Regions from separate parts of the Homo sapiens genome. Here region 2 is linked to region 1. The links are chromatin loops, found by intact Hi-C in ENCODE. Cell type or tissue: breast epithelium. All regions are shown on one strand.

The links. A loop is a pair of places that touch in the nucleus more often than their neighbours do. Peaks named below come from ENCODE experiments on the same cell type or tissue, not always from the same donor. Only the 100,000 strongest peaks of a DNase experiment are listed, where the experiment ranks them.
Region 2: it touches region 1 in a loop (17-fold over the local background); 1 of 110 quality-filtered maps calls a loop at or near these places.

Annotation. Positions count from the first base shown.
Region 1 is chr3:156,612,402-156,620,401 of GRCh38, forward strand. No RefSeq gene overlaps it. Among named protein-coding and RNA genes, the nearest start is that of TIPARP, 58 kb to the right of the region's middle. In breast epithelium, no CTCF peak of the experiment used is centred here; DNase peaks (open chromatin) are centred at 3,297 and 3,690.
Region 2 is chr3:156,968,325-156,976,324 of GRCh38, forward strand. All of the region lies in intron 6 of LEKR1 (leucine, glutamate and lysine rich 1), which reads left to right. Among named protein-coding and RNA genes, the nearest start is that of LINC02029, 110 kb to the right of the region's middle. In breast epithelium, no CTCF peak of the experiment used is centred here; no DNase peak of the experiment used is centred here.

The sequences.
Region 1 (8,000 bases):
GGTCTCACTGTGTTGCCCAGGTTGGTCTGAAACTCCTGGGCTCAAGCAATCCTCTTGCCTTCCAAATGCTGGGATTACAGGTGTGAGCCACTGTGCCTGGCCCTGTATTAACCTTTTAGAAAAGGTAATGGGGGAAGAGAAGAGAAGGGCTAATTTATGAGGAAACTATGTCTCAGTGTGCTTTAATTTTGATTAGTTGATTACTAGTTAGAATAAACATTGTTTGCTTTTGTTACGTAACAACTGCTGTTTGTCTTATAATTTTTTATGCAGTTTATGTATTAACAATATGAATACTTCATCATGCTTGTTTTAAACACTTTTCCAGTTTGCTTACCTTTACATTTTATTTTTTAAAGTCAAGTTTATTGTGGTATACTTTACACACAGGGAAATTCATCCTTTTTAGTATAAAGTTCTACGCATTTTCAAAAAATGTATAAAGTTTGGCAATTAGCATCACAATCAAAATATCGAATACTCCATTACTTCCAAAAATTTTCCCCATGACCTTTTATAGTCAACCCTCCTCCCACCTCCAGCCCCTGGCAACAACCCATCTCTTTTCTGTCCCTATAGTTTTGCCTTTTCCAGGATGTCATATAAATTGAATCATATATAGAATATAGCTTTTTGAGTCTGGCTTCTTTCAATTAGCATAAAGCATTTGAAAAAAATCCATGTTATTTGTATATGTCAGCACTTTGTTCTTTTTTATTGCTGAGTAATATTCTATTGTATGGAATCCCACATTTTGTTTATGCATATACCAATTGAAGGACATTTGGGTTATTTCTAGTTTTTGTCAATAATGAATAAAGCCACTATAAACATTCACATACAAGTACTGGAACACAAACTTATTTCTCTTGGTAAAAATCTAGTGGGATTACTAGATTGCATGGCAAGTGTATATTTAACTTCACATAAAACTGTCAAACTATTAAAAAAAAAAAAGAAACTGGTCAAACTATTTTCCAAAATGGCGCTACCATTTTGTATTCCCACCGGGATTGTATGAAAGGTTCAGTTGTTCTATGTCTTTGCTGTCTCTTGGTATTGCTGGTGTCATTTTTCATTTTGGGTTTTTTAATTGTCATTTATTTGGATTTTTTAGCTATTCTAATAGATATATGGTGGTATTTCATTATAACTTTAATTTGCATTTCCCTGAGAATGCAAAAACAAGCAAATAATATCTAATGAAATAAATATCCTAGAGAAATTAACAGTGTTTGTGAATTTAAATTTGTTGATCTTTTAATATATTTTTCCACTTGTTTTAGATTAGAAAGTTCTTTCTCAATGAGAAAGCAGGAGAAAATTTGGCTATAATTTTAGGGTTTTCAAAAATTATTTGCTCTGAATTATCCACATTTTAATCTATCTGGGTACACATTTATTTAATTAGCTACTTGTATGATGATGGTATCTATATTCATGTTTTTCCCAAAAAAAGGCTGATCAGGTTTTTCTATAACTTTTATTGACCAATCTATTCATCTAATTTACTTGTGAAGTCTCACTTATTAAAAAATAGGAGCTGTTTCTAGGCAATCAAGTCAGTTACAGGTATCTATCTGTCCCTGCATTCAACAATTACGTATTAAGCACTTACTATGTGCCAGGCACAATTCCAGTTTCTGGGACTATAACAGCTAAAGAAGTAAAGCACCTGATTACCTGGAGCTTATATTCTAGTCAGGACAGACAGATAATAATTAAAGAAATTAGTAATTGTGTAATAGTTTGTGTGGTGATAAATGCTAAGAAGGAAAGTAAAGAAACTAAGAAGGTAAGAGGCACTGACAAGCAAGCACCCTTTTGGGCAGGTTGGTCAGACTGACCTCTCTGAGAGAGATTTGAGTAGAAACCTGAATGTATTAAAGTAGTAAGACATGGAGCTATCTGGAGAAGAAGCATTCTGAGCAAAGCCACCCCAAAATGTAAAGACTTCATAATAGGAAGGAGGCTGGCATGCAGGGGAAACAGCAAGGAGGCCATTGTGCATGAAGCTAAGCCATGGAGGTGGTGAATAGAGATGAGGTGAGAAGTGAACTCTGAGGGCTCAGATCACATACAGCTTTGCAGACAATGTTTATACTAAATCAGACATAAAACTACTAGAGTACTGAGCATAAGGTGATGTGATCTGACTTACATTTTTAGATCACCCTGGCTACTGTGTGGATAATTGTTTAATACATTTAATTTAAATAAGAATGAGTCTATTGAAAGAAAAATAATAAGTCAATGATAGTGCAAACAGTACTTGGATACAGTAAAGCTGATGAAGGTAGTATGTTAATGCCCAAAGTGTGGGAAACAGTGGTTTAACTGGTTACTGCTACTATCCAGGCAACTGCAAATTCCTGCCAGATTCTCTTATGACCAGTCATTTTCCTTAACCTTCTTGAAAATTCTAAGAGTTCTCCTACTGATTCCTCAATAGGGATTTCTCACCTTTCTGGTATTCAAGTCTGGTTCCAGGGCTTCACACTTTACAAAATTATTGCACATTTATTATTTCAGCAGAGCTTAAGGGAACTCACCTCAGAAAGGTCTGAAATCTTGAAGTGAATCAAAGCTCTCCCAGCCTCCATCAGTGATCCAGCTGTGTGCTCTCAGGGCACCAGAGAGAGAAGGCTGCATAATCACAGATAAACTGCCTTGAAGGCACATTCAGGCACAACTTCCTCAATTAACAGCACCTGTAGTTTGGGACTGGCATTATCAACAAGCAGTTCAGAGAGTTGTGGTGTGATTCCACATGTGCCGAGGAGTACCATGCTTGGACTGACTACATAAAGATTTAAGTGAAAGAAAATATAAAGTGAAAGAAAAATAAAGTTCCATCTTGTTGAAGTTACAGTTTTTCAGGTCTCTATTACTCACATCTAGACTTAATCCTGACACATATCTTATTTGTTTCACCCTCCTCAATATCAGAACCCTTTATTATGAGCTAGAAGATCTAGCATGCCACATATAATTAGGTACATAGACAGAGTCCTTATAAAATCCATAGTTTTCATTGTTGCCACATTAGGGTAATAGGTCCATGGGCATTTAAATTTTTCTTTTATGACATGTGTCAGATAAATTAGGACTAAATAATAAGGTCAAATTGATTATTTAAAGAATATCCAAAATGTCTCCTTTTAAAATGAAAATAAAATAACATGAATAAGTGATGCCTGCCCCATGCCAGGATCTGTGTGAGATGTGGGCCCCTCTGTGGTGCATGAAGCAAGCCCTGGGCCCTCAGCCAAGGTAACTGGAGTCTTGGGACTAGCTGATTGTACCTCACCTATGAGCCCTTCTAGCCTCAGCCTCCTCCCCATCACATCACACTGTCAGGCTGTCTTTCCTCATCTATTGTTCCTAAAGAACCATGGCAGAACTACAACAAGAGGTTGGAGATTTTTCTTTCATTTAGCACTTAAAATATTTGAAATTGTATGGGATGACTCAGTTCCAGGAAACTTCAAGTATCCTGTGACACTTGTTCAGTGAAGTGTTGAAAAAAGGCCTGCTCTAGGGTCTTATGGAAAGATGTGAGTAAGCCAACTTGTAGGAGGTAAGAACAAAATGTAACTTCAAGAGTGTCTCTTTCATTCCCTTGTGGTTTGCAACATCGTCTTCTCTGCCCTACTCCTACAATGTTCTCTTGAGCCAAGCCTCTGTGTGTTGGCATCAGAAAAGCTCTGCATCCCTGCCACTGGCTTCCCCATAGCAACTGGCTAGCACCCTCCTCCAAATTCTATTTATGAAAGTGTGTGTGTCTGTGTGTACTTTAATTATAAACTCCTTTGAAGGGAATACTTATCAAATAATTTTAAAAGCCTTGATATTAAACACTATTTTCTTTAGTTCTTTTATCTATTCTTTAAGGTTGGCACTGCGAGGCCCATTTTATATATGGGAAAACTAAAACTCAGTGGTTAAGAAACTTTCCCAGGGTCCCAAAGCAAGGATGTATTGAAGCTAGGCATTAATCCCAAATTCATATGATTTTCTCTATTACCTCCCTCAGCCATGCCAGAAAGAAACTGGGGTATAAATGTCACTTGCTGCCAGCAAAATGGAAAGATCACAGGCTTTGGAATCCAACATACCTGGGTTATTTCCTAGCTACGTGACCTTGGATAATAGACTTAAACTCAGTTATCTCATCTATAAAATGGGAATAGTGCCTACTTGATTCGATTGTCAAGAGAACGTAAAAAAGAATTTGACACAGGCTAGATGCTGCAGTAGCAATGACGGCTGTTTAAAATTAAATTTTAATCTTCAAGATAATGGCTGAGAATCTAGCACATGCCAGGCCTAGGCGTTCCACTTGATTTTATTTTTTTTATTTATTTATTTTTAGAGACAGGGTCTTACTCTGTCACCTAGGCTGGAGTGTAGTGATGTGATCATAGCTCATTGCAGCCTCAACCTCCTAGGTTCAAGCAGTCTTCCCACTTCAGCTTCCCAAGTAGTTGGGACCACAGACGTATGCCACCATGCTGGGCTAATTTTTCAATTTTTTGTAGAGACTGGGTCTCTCTAGACAGCCCAGGTTGTCTTGAACTTCTGTACTCAAGTGATCCTCCCACCTTAGCCTCCAAAACTGCTGGGGTTACAGACGTGAGCCACTGCACCCAGCTTTGATTATTATACTTTTAAAATACCATTAAGGAAATATAAATTCATTCCTTCTACAAATATTTATTGAACACCTACTCTAGCCCAGGACTATTTGAGGGACTAGGAATCCTGGAACTTATATTCTAGCAAGGTACTGGTAGGGGAAACAGTAAAGATAACAAATAAGTTAATTATATAGTATGATCAAAGATGCTAAGTGCCATGGGGGGAAAAGAAAGAAAAGGCATGAAGGAACAAGTTGCAGAATTATACAGAGAGGTCATAGCAGACCTCACTGACAAGGAAACATTAGAACAAAGCTTTGAAGGAGGGAATGAGTCAGCCAAGCAGACATTTGAAAGAAGAAAGTAGGTACATTTACTATGGAAGCTAGTGAAATTTTACATTTCAAGGTCTCTAACTTGCAGGGGCCCCTTCAAGTCCTGGAATCTAATTTTGTATTTGTGGTTCCTTAATGAGGATCCACAAAATTGCATATGTTTCAAGATTTTTCCCCACAGGAACATATTTTTTGGCAGAAGAACCAGTTAGAGCAAAGGCTCTGTGGTAAATGTGCCTGATCTGCTCAAGAAATAGCAAGGAAACCCCATGGCAGGAACAGAATGAACAAGAGAGATGAGAGGATCATGGAAGGGCTTGGAGGCCACTTTACGAATTTTGATTTTTATGAGGGGTCATAAGAGCTTGAGGCAGAGTTGCGATATGATCTGACTTACATTTCAAAACATTGCATATTGGGATCAGACTTAAGAGAAGCCAGGGCAGAGCACAGGAATTGTTGGGGGCCATGGCAGTAATCCAGGAGGGAGAGATGATGGTGGCTTGGACCAGTATGGAGGCAATGACAGTGGTGAGAAGTAGCTGGATTCTGGATATTTTGAAGGTCAAGTCAACAGGACTTGACTGATGGATCAGATGTGGGTTGTGAAGACAGATGAGTATTAAAAGTGATGAGACAGCATGAGGTCACCAACAAAGTGAGCCTAAAGGAGAAAAGAGGACCAAGTTCTAAGGCAGGAGGCATGCAAACCTTTCAAGAAAAGAGTTTGGAGACATTATCCTTATATGTGATTGAAGTCACTATTTCAGGTAAAGGTATATTGAGATTTAATTCATTCAGTATTATAACTTTACTATACAGATTGTTTAATTAAATTAAGCTAAACTGTAGTGTGTATGAGGCTCAATATTCCCTCTCCCACTCTGTGAAATTTAACTGAGAAAATGTATTACATTAGGTCAAGGAATTCGAGTCTACAGACAAGGGTTCTAGTACCAGTTATACTGATGATAGGACTGCACGCCAGTCATTCAAACCGTCTGTTCTCAATTGCCTCATCAGTGAGATGTGAATTGGAACAAATGTTCCTTCTTTTACTGCATTGATGTTCTTCATCTTGAGATGAGTCTGTACCCGATCATTTTGTTTTGTTTTGTTTTGTTCTTGCTATGGTGTAAGGAAGATAATTTTGAGCAAAGGCAACTTGAGTGCTTTATTTCTCTCCTTCACACCCATGTTGGTCTGTAAGGGAAGGTCACACACTGAACCGAATGCTTCAAGCAAAACTGAGTCAAAATATAATCCCCTGTCTCTTTGCAGGATTCCTCCGACAATATACAGTGAAGCTCCTGAAGTTCAATGCAATAAGAAGTGCTTCATTGGCGTGGCAAAGTGGGAACCTCCTGCAGGTATTTCATCAGATTTTTGCCATTAAAGAGAGTACAAGGCTGAAACCAGAGGCAGCAGCTCTTAACTGTGTTGGATCATGAACCCCCTTGAGAGTCTGATGCAACTACTCCTCTATCAGGTCAACAGGGAAAATCATCATGACCACCAAATCTTAGAAATGGAACGAACCCTCATTCTTTTTTTTCTTTTTTTTTTGAAACAGAGTCTCGCTCTGTAGCCCAGGCTGGAGTGCAGTGGCTCAATCTTGGCTCACTGCAAGCTCCGCCTCATTCTCTTGCCTCAGCCTCCCGAGTAGCTGGGACTACAGGCGCCTGTCACCAAGCCTGGCTAATTTTTTGTATTTTTAGTAGAGACGAGGTTTCATCGTGTTAGCCAGGATGGTCTTGATCTCCTGACCTCGTGATCCGCCCACCTCGGCCTCCCAAAGTTCTGGGATTACAGGCGTGAGCCACCGTGCCTGGCCAGAACCCTCATTCTTTAATAAATAAGGAGGCTGAAAATAGAGGTTAAGAGACTTGCCCTAGCGCTTGCTGTTAGTAAGTAATGACTGCAAGCCTAAAATCTAGGTCTTGACTCTCAATGTTCTTTCTTTTATATGACATTGCTTGGTAAATTTCATATTTCCCGTATTTTTGCTACAAAACTAGTTTCCTTTTTTGGTCAGTGGGTGAGGGGCTATGTTTTGTTCTTAACAGCATTATTGAGATGTAACTCACATACCATAAAATTAGACCATTTAAAATGTAGCATTCAATGGTTTTTAGTGTTTTCAAGTTGTGCAAACATTGCCACTATCTAATTTTAGAAACTTTTTTCTCCTACACAAGGAAATGCCATACGTATTAGCAGTCATTTCCATTCTTTCTACCCCCGGCCCTAATCTACTTTCTGTCTCTGTGGCATTTTTTATTCTGGGGATTTCATATAAATTGAATCATATAATATGTGGTCTTTTGTGATTGGCTTATTTCACTTAGCATAATGTTTTCAAGGTTCATCCACATTGTAGCATGCATCAAACCTCCTTTTCATTGCCAAATAATATTCCATTACATAGAGTGTTTTGATAACCTTTTGGTAAACAAATGACAGACCTTTGGGTTTTGTCCACTTTTTGACTATTATGAATAATGAAGCTATAAACACTTGTATACAAGTTCTTGTGTGAACATGTTTTCATTTCTTTTTGTATATGTCTAGGAGAATTGTTGGGTCATGTAATAACTTATGTTTAACATTTTGAGGAATTGGCAAACTGTTTTCCGAAGGGGCCACATCATTTTACATTCCTACCAGCAATGTATACAGGTTCCAATTTCTCCCCATCCTTGCCAACAGCTGTTATTTTTAAATTATTTATCATCATCATTATTTTTATTATTATAGCTGTCCTAGTAAGTGTGAAGGGGTGATACATGTGGTTAGTGGCTACCATATTAGACAAAGCAGAGTCGGGGCTAAAATGAAATTAAAAATCCACATCATACATTCTACACTAATTTTTTTCAAGCCAACACTTACTGAACTTTTACTATGTGGCAGTTACTATACTAAGCATTATCTTGGATTATCTCATTTCATTCTCACAATATATGATGGAATAAGTACTGTTACTGGCTATAAGGGAAATGGCTGCACTTTAGTCAGGAGTAGG
Region 2 (8,000 bases), 360 kb after region 1:
ACTGGCAAATTGGATCAAGAGTCAAGACCCATCAGTGTGCTGTATTCAGGAAACCCATCTCACATGCAGAGACACACATAGGCTCAAAATAAAGGGATGGAGGAAGATCTACCAAGCAAATGGAAAACAAAAGAAGGCAGGAGTTGCAATCCTAGTCTCTGATAAAACAAACTTTAAACCAACAAAGATCAAAAGAGACAAGGCCATTACATAATGGTAAAGGGATCAATTCAACAAGAAGAGCTAACTATCCTAAATATATATGCACCCAATACAGGAGCACCAAGATTCATAAAGCAAGTCCTTAGAGACCTAGAAAGAGACTTAGACTCCCCCACAATAATAATGGGAGATTTTAACACCCCACTGTCAACATTAGACAGATCAATGAGACAGAAAGTTAACAAGGATATCCAGGAATTGAACTCAGCTCTTCACCAAGCAGACCTAATAGACATCTACAGAACTCTCCACCCCAAATCAACAGAATATACATTCTTCTCAGTCAGCACCACACTGCACTTATTCCAAAATTGACCACATAGTTGGAAGTAAAGCACTCCTCAGCAAATGTACAAGAACAGAAATTATAACAAACTGCCTTTCAGACCACAGTGCAATCAAACTAGAACTCAGGATTAAGAAACTCACTCAAAACTGCTCAACTATATGGAAACTGAACAACCTGCTCCTGAATGACTACTGGGTACATAATGAAATGAAGGCAGAAATAAAGATGTTCTTTGAAACCAACGAGAACAAAGACACAACATACCAGAATCTCTGGGACACATTCAAAGCAGTGTGTAGAGGGAAATTTATAGCACTAAATGCCCACAAGAGAAAGCAAGAAAGATCTAAAATTGACACCCTAACATCACAATTAAAAGAACTAGAGAAGCAAGAGCAGACACATTCAAAAGCTAGCAGAAGGCAAGAAATAGATGAGAGCAGAACTGAAGGAAGTAGAGACACAAAAAACCCTTCAAAAAATCAATGAATCCAGGAGCTGGTTTTTTGAAAAGATCAACAAAATTGATAGACCCCTAGCAAGACTAATAAAGAAGAAAAGAGACAAGAATCAAATAGACGCAATAAAAAATGGTAAAGGAGATATCACCACTGATCCCACAGAAATACAAACCACCATCAGAGAATACTATAAACACCTCTATGCAAATAAACTATAAAATCTAGAAGAAATGGATAAATTCCTCAACACATACACCCTCCCAAGACTAAACCAGGAAGAAATTGAATCTCTGAATAGACCAATAACAGGCTCTGAAATTGGGGCAATAATGAATAGCTTACCAACCAAAAAAAGTCCAGGACCAGATGGATTCACAGCCGAATTCTACCAGAGGTACAAGGAGGAGCTGGTACCATTCCTTCTGAAACTATTCCAATCAATAGCAAAAGAGGGAATCCTCCCTAACTCATTTTATGAGGCCAGCATCATCCTGATACCAAAGCCTGGCAGAGACACAACAAAAAAAGAGAATTTTCGACCAATATCCCTGATGAACATCAATGCAAAAATCCTCAGTAAAATACTGGCAAACCATATCCAGCAGCACATCAAAAAGCATATCCACCATGATCAAGTGGGCTTCATCCCTGGGATGCAAGGCTGGTTCAACATATGCAAATCAATAAACATAATCCAGCATATAAACAGAACCAATGACAAAAACCATATGATTATCTCAATAGATGCAGAAAAGGCATTTGACAAAATTCAACAACCTTCATGCTAAAAACTCTCAATAAATTAGGTATTGATGGGACATATCTCAAAATAATAAGAGCTATCTATGACAAACCCACAGCCAATATCATGCTGAATGGGCAAAAACTGGAAGCATTCCCTTTGAAAACTGGCACAAGACAGGGATGCCCTCTCTCACCACTCCTATTCAACATAATGATGGAAGTTCTGGCCAGGGCAATCAGGCTGGAGAAGGAAATAAAGGGTATTCAATTAGGAAAAGAGCTCTTTAGTTTAATTAGATCCCATTTGTCAATTTTGTCTTTTGTTGCCATTGCTTTTGGTGTTTTGGACATGAAGTCCTTGCCCATGCCTATGTCCTGAATGGTAATGCCTAGGTTTTCTTCTAGGGTTTTTATGGTTTTAGGTCTAACGTTTAAGTCTTTAATCCATCTTGAATTGATTTTTGTATAAGGTGTAAGGAAGGGATCTAGTTGGGAAAAGAGGAAGTCAAATTGTCCGTGTTTGCAGATGACATGATTGTGTATCTAGAAAACCCCATTGTCTCAGCCCAAAATCTCCTTAAGCTGATAGGCAACTTCAGCAAAGTCTCAGGATACAAAATCAATGTGCAAAAATCACAAGCATTCTTATACACCAATAACAGACAGAGAGCCAAATCATAAGTGAACTCCCATTCACAATTGCTTCAAAGAGAATAAAATACCTAGGAATCCAACTTACAAGGGATGTGAAGGACCTCTTCAAGGAGAATTACAAACCACTGCTCAAGGAAATAAAAGAGGATACAAACAAATGGAAGAACATTCCATGCTCATGGGTAGGAAGAATCAATGTCATGAAAATGGCCATACTGCCCAAGGTAATCTATAGATTCAATGCCATCCCCATCAAGCTACCAATGACTTTCTTCACAGAATTGGAAAAAACTACTTTAAAGTTCATATGGAACCAAAAAAGAGCCCGCATCGCCAAGTCAATCCTAAGCCAAAAGAACAAAGCTGGAGGCATCACGCTACCTGACTTCAAACTATACTACAAGGCTACAGTAAACAAAACAGCATGGTACTGGTACTGAAATAGAGACATAGACTAATGGAACAGAAGAGAGCCCTCAGAAATAACGCCGCATGTCTACGACCATCTGATCTTTGACAAACCTGACAAAAACAAGAAATGGGGAAAGGATTCCCTATTTAATAAATGGTGCTGGGAAAACTGGCTAGCCATATGTAGAAAGCTGAAACTGGATCCCTTCCTTACACCTTATACAAAAATTAATTCAAGATGGATTAAAGACTTAAATGTTGGACCTGAAACCATAAAAACCCTAGAAGAAAACCTAGGCAATACAATTCAGGACATAGGCATGGGCAAGGACTTCATGTCTAAAACACCAAAAGCAATGACAACAAAAGGCAAAATTGACAAATGGGATCTAATTGAACTAAAGAGCTTCTGCACAGCAAAAGAAACTACCATCAGAGTGAACAGGCAACCTACAAAATGGGAGAAAATTTTTGCAATCTACTCATCTGACAAAGGGCTAATATCCAGAATCTACAAAGAACTCAAACAAATTTACAAGAAAAAAACAAACAACCCCATCAAAAAGTGGGCGAAGGATATGAACAGACACTTCTCAAAAGAAGACATTTATGCAGCCAAAAGACACGTGAAAAAATGCTCATCATCACTGGCCATCAGAGAAATGCAAATCAAAACCACAATGAGATACCATCTCACACCAGTTAGAATGGCAATCATTAAAAAGTCAGGAAACAACAGGTGCTGGAGAGGATGTAGAGAAATAGCAACACTTTTACACTGTTGGTGGGAGTGTAAACTAGTTCAACCATTGTGGAAGTCAGTGTGGCTATTCCTCAGGGATCTAGAACTAGAAATACCATTTGACCCAGCAATGCCATTACTGGGTACATACTGAAAGGATTATAAATCATGCTGCTATAAAGATACATGCACATGTATGTTTATTGCGGCACTATTCACAATAGCAAAGACTTGGAACCAAGCCAAATGTCCAACTATTATAGACTGGATTAAGAAAATATGGCACATATACACCATGGAATACTATGCAGCCATAAAAAAGGATGAGTTCATGTCCTTTGTAGGTACATGGATGAAGCTGGAAACCATCATTCTCAGCAAACTATCACAAGGACAAAAAACCAAACACCGCATGTTCTCACTTATAGGTGGGAATTGAACAATGAGAATACATGGACACAGGAAGGGGAACATCACACACACGGGGGCCTGTTATGGGGTCGGAGGAGGGGGGAGGGATAGCATTAGGAGATATACCTAATGTTAAATGACGAGTTAATGGGTGCAGCACACCAACATGGCACATGTATACACATGTAACTAACCTGCACGTTGTGCACATGTACCCTAAAACTTAAAGTATAATAAAAATAAATAAATAAATAGTGAAAAAATAAAACAGATTTTAGTTTAAATGAGTTATTAATTTGTTATTTAAAAGATTAATATATCATTCACCGAGGCCAAATGAGACACTTGATTGTAATTTATATAAGGACAAATTTATATGTAATATATATAAGGACAAATATATCTTAATGATATTTGTACACTGAATCTAAGCAGATAAAATAATATTATATTTTAATAAAATAATTTAAATAAACTTAATTTAAATAATTTAAACAGTGAGTAAAATAATTTAAAATAGTGAAAAATAAAATAATTTAAAATAGTGAAAAAATAAGACAGGTGTTAGTTTAAATGAGTTATTAATTTGTTATTTAAAAGATTAATTTTTCATTCACCAAGGCCAAATGAGGCACTTGTTATTTATATAAGGACAAATAAATATATCTTAATGATATTTGTACACTGAATCTAACTAGTGTGAAACCTAGCTACAAATAGAGTAGGTGTTTAATAAGTGTCTATTGAAATAAAATAACAAATAAGAAAGTTACATTTTAATGCCAAGACACATACCAGATAATATCAATGAAAACTGCAGAACTATTTTTTGTTTCATGTACTGTATTTTAATCTTAGGCACTTAATTCTAAACATATTTGCAGGCACTCTTATTTCTAAAGTCTGCGAAGTTTTATTCATTCTTTCAGTGATTATTTTTTAATCAACTTCCATGTCTCAAGCACTATAACAGATAAGGTTCCTGTTCTCATGAAACTTACATTCTAGTAAGTTTACATTGAAATGATTCAATGAGTGTAAAGCACTTAGGGTATAGTACCTGGTACATAGTAAGTATTCCACATTTATTAGCTATGATGATGATGATGGAAGACACCCATATATAGATGCTATTCGAAGCCATGAAACTAGATGAAATTATCTTGGGAGATAATGCAGCTAGAGAAAAGGGCTAGGGGCTGAGCTCCTTGTGCTTCCCAGCATTTAGAGTGAATCTAAGATTAAGAATAATCAACAGAACCTGAGAAGATAGCCAGAATATTGCCAAGAGAGAGAAAATAACTGGGTCACATGCTGCGTAATATTTGAATTCGATAAGAACAGAGAATTAAATTTTGAAATTGCCAATATAGACCATCATTCATCACCTTGAAAAGAGCTGTTTCTGTGGAGGAGTGAAAAAGAAAGCTCAATTGGAATGGATAGAAAAGAGACTGAGGAAAAGGCAAATCATAAAAGGAGAGTCATGAATGGCCAAGAAGTATAAGGTGAGGTGCTCAGCTCCAAAAGGAAGCAGAGAACTGCAAGTTAAACCAGAGACACTACTTTGTATTCTTCATATTGGCAAAAATTAGAAAAATAGCTGTTTCTAATGAATATTAGCTGCTTCTAATAAATGTTATAAAGCAGGAGCCTTTATTCAGTGAAGTAGGAATGTAAGCTAGTGCCTCCATTTTGGGAACCATTTGGCAGTATTTATGTGTATTCCTATGATCTCATACTTAATACCTAATACCGCCCTGGAGACATACTGCAGACAAATTGTCCTATAAGTACACAACAAGATGGGTAAAAAACTTTCATTGTAGGATTATTTATGGTGACAAGGTTTCAGGTAACCTAGGTTCTATCACTATGGTACTGGATAAGTAAAATGTGGTATGTGCACATGATGAAATATTATGTATCAGTCAGAGCAGAGTGAATCATATCTACATGTAGCTACATGGATAGGTCTCAAAAAACATAATATTGACTAAAAAGAATAAGAGTCAAAATGAGACTTGTAGTTTAACTTGATTTGTGTAATTTTTAAAACACCTTCAAAACGAATAATTTTTTCACATGTTAAGATGCAGGTTAGAAGGTATACATTAAATTCACAAGCATAAATGCTCTCTAGAATGGATCATTCCCAAATGAAAATGAACATCTCAGTTTCACCCATATTAAAAACGAAACAAAACTGACAACGCTCCTTGTTACCATATTCACCTCCAGCTGCAATTCAGTTTTTCTGCTCCCTATTCATGGAATCAAATGGGGTGTCTTTAATTGCTGTTTCAAACATTATCTCCTCCCCACTACCCTCCAAAAAGCTTTCTTGCCCTTTTTTGTTTGTTTTCTTTTGTACCTTGGGCACATAGAACAGAGTTGATTAGACTCTGTAGTACAAAACATGCTATCATCCTTGACCCGTGCCAGCAACGCCCCCCTCTAATTAATATACCTATAAATTTTTCTAACAGAAAAATAGAATAATACAACATGTATGTGTTCCCATCATCCATAGTTAACAAGTTTTAAAATTTTGCCATAGTTGCACTATAGATTGTTAAAGAAGAAAAAGACAATTAACACTTCCATTTTTACTCCTCCCCATACAAAGATAGCTACTGGTGACACCAGGTCCAAGTGCAAAAACAGCATATCCTCAAGGTGAGAAGTGATGAGATTCAGGGCAGAAGTGGAAGAGTAGCCTTCATGCCACCACCAATGATAATAGCTAACATGTGCGTGTTACTCCCAATGTGCCTGCAACTATTCCCCTTCTTTACATACATTAAGTAATTTAATTATCAGAACAGTCCTGTATGATAGTGACTATTTTACAGATAATGAAACTGGAGTTAACAGTTAACAGGAAGCAGAGCCAGGATTTGAAATTAGGCAGTCTGGCACTCTAAAGAGCTCCTGCATGACACCTTTAAACTATCCTGTCACAGACAAGTGTTGAGTTCTTGTTTTTCCTTGTCTTCAATTACCTATACAATAAAAAAGTACAGCCTTCTATTTTACATTAAAAAAAAAATTTCCCTGATCTCTGGGTGCCAGTTCATCTGCCTGCTTGTTCTTCCATTATGCTACTTTAACCTGGAATCATTTTCCTCCACATAGCACTTTGAACCAGATTTTTAAATGTTTTGCGTTTCCTTTATCCAGTAAGTTTTAAGCTTGAAATAACTTTCCACTATATAGGTTTTAGTTACTGTTTTCTCAAACATTATACTAACTTAATGTGCCCTCCAAGTGACTATGAAGTTTTATATCAGCCTATAAAATAGCTAATTATGAATACCTTTTATATTTGTAGTTTCTAGAAACCTGTAGGGATAGCAGGATTCTCTTAAATGACTGATTATCCCAAATCTGATGCCTGTGTAATGCTATCCAGCAAACAGCTGGCTTCATATGAAGAGAGGTTAAGAACTCTTTCTGTCTTGTTCATTTAAAATCATTTACTTCTTATTTAATATCTGCAAAGAACACAGTCACATCATAGTAGAATTTACTGTTGTAAATTTTTTATTGTTTCCATGGGTTCTGCCTTACATCTGCATGGTGTTTAAAGCCAATGCTTCCTTTATTTTTGTAGGCATTTAGGGCCTTGTTCCTCATAATCCAATGTCATGCTGAGTGACAGAAAATTAAAGTCGAATTTCTTTAACTATAGAGAAGGACTGGGCAGAACAATAATACACTTATTTAACAACTCCTTGCCTCAGAAACTGAAGGAGCTGTTTTGTGCAGGTGGCTTAATCTCTCTGCAGCTTATCCTAATGGTGTTTCTTTATTTATTAAGGACAGGAACTGGGCACTCTGCTTCTAAAAACAAAAGGACCAGACTAGTCTACCAGAACCTATAGTGAACTAGTAGGATGTTTATATTTCATTCAGAAGAGCAAAGCTTTGAATTAGCTGCCATTTTTACTGTCTATTATTCTACTAATTCTCAGGTAATTGAGAATTAACTGCATAAAATTACATATCAAGTACCAGTTCTTTGAAGTTCATTTTAAGATAAGTCTTCCTTTTAATTTATAGC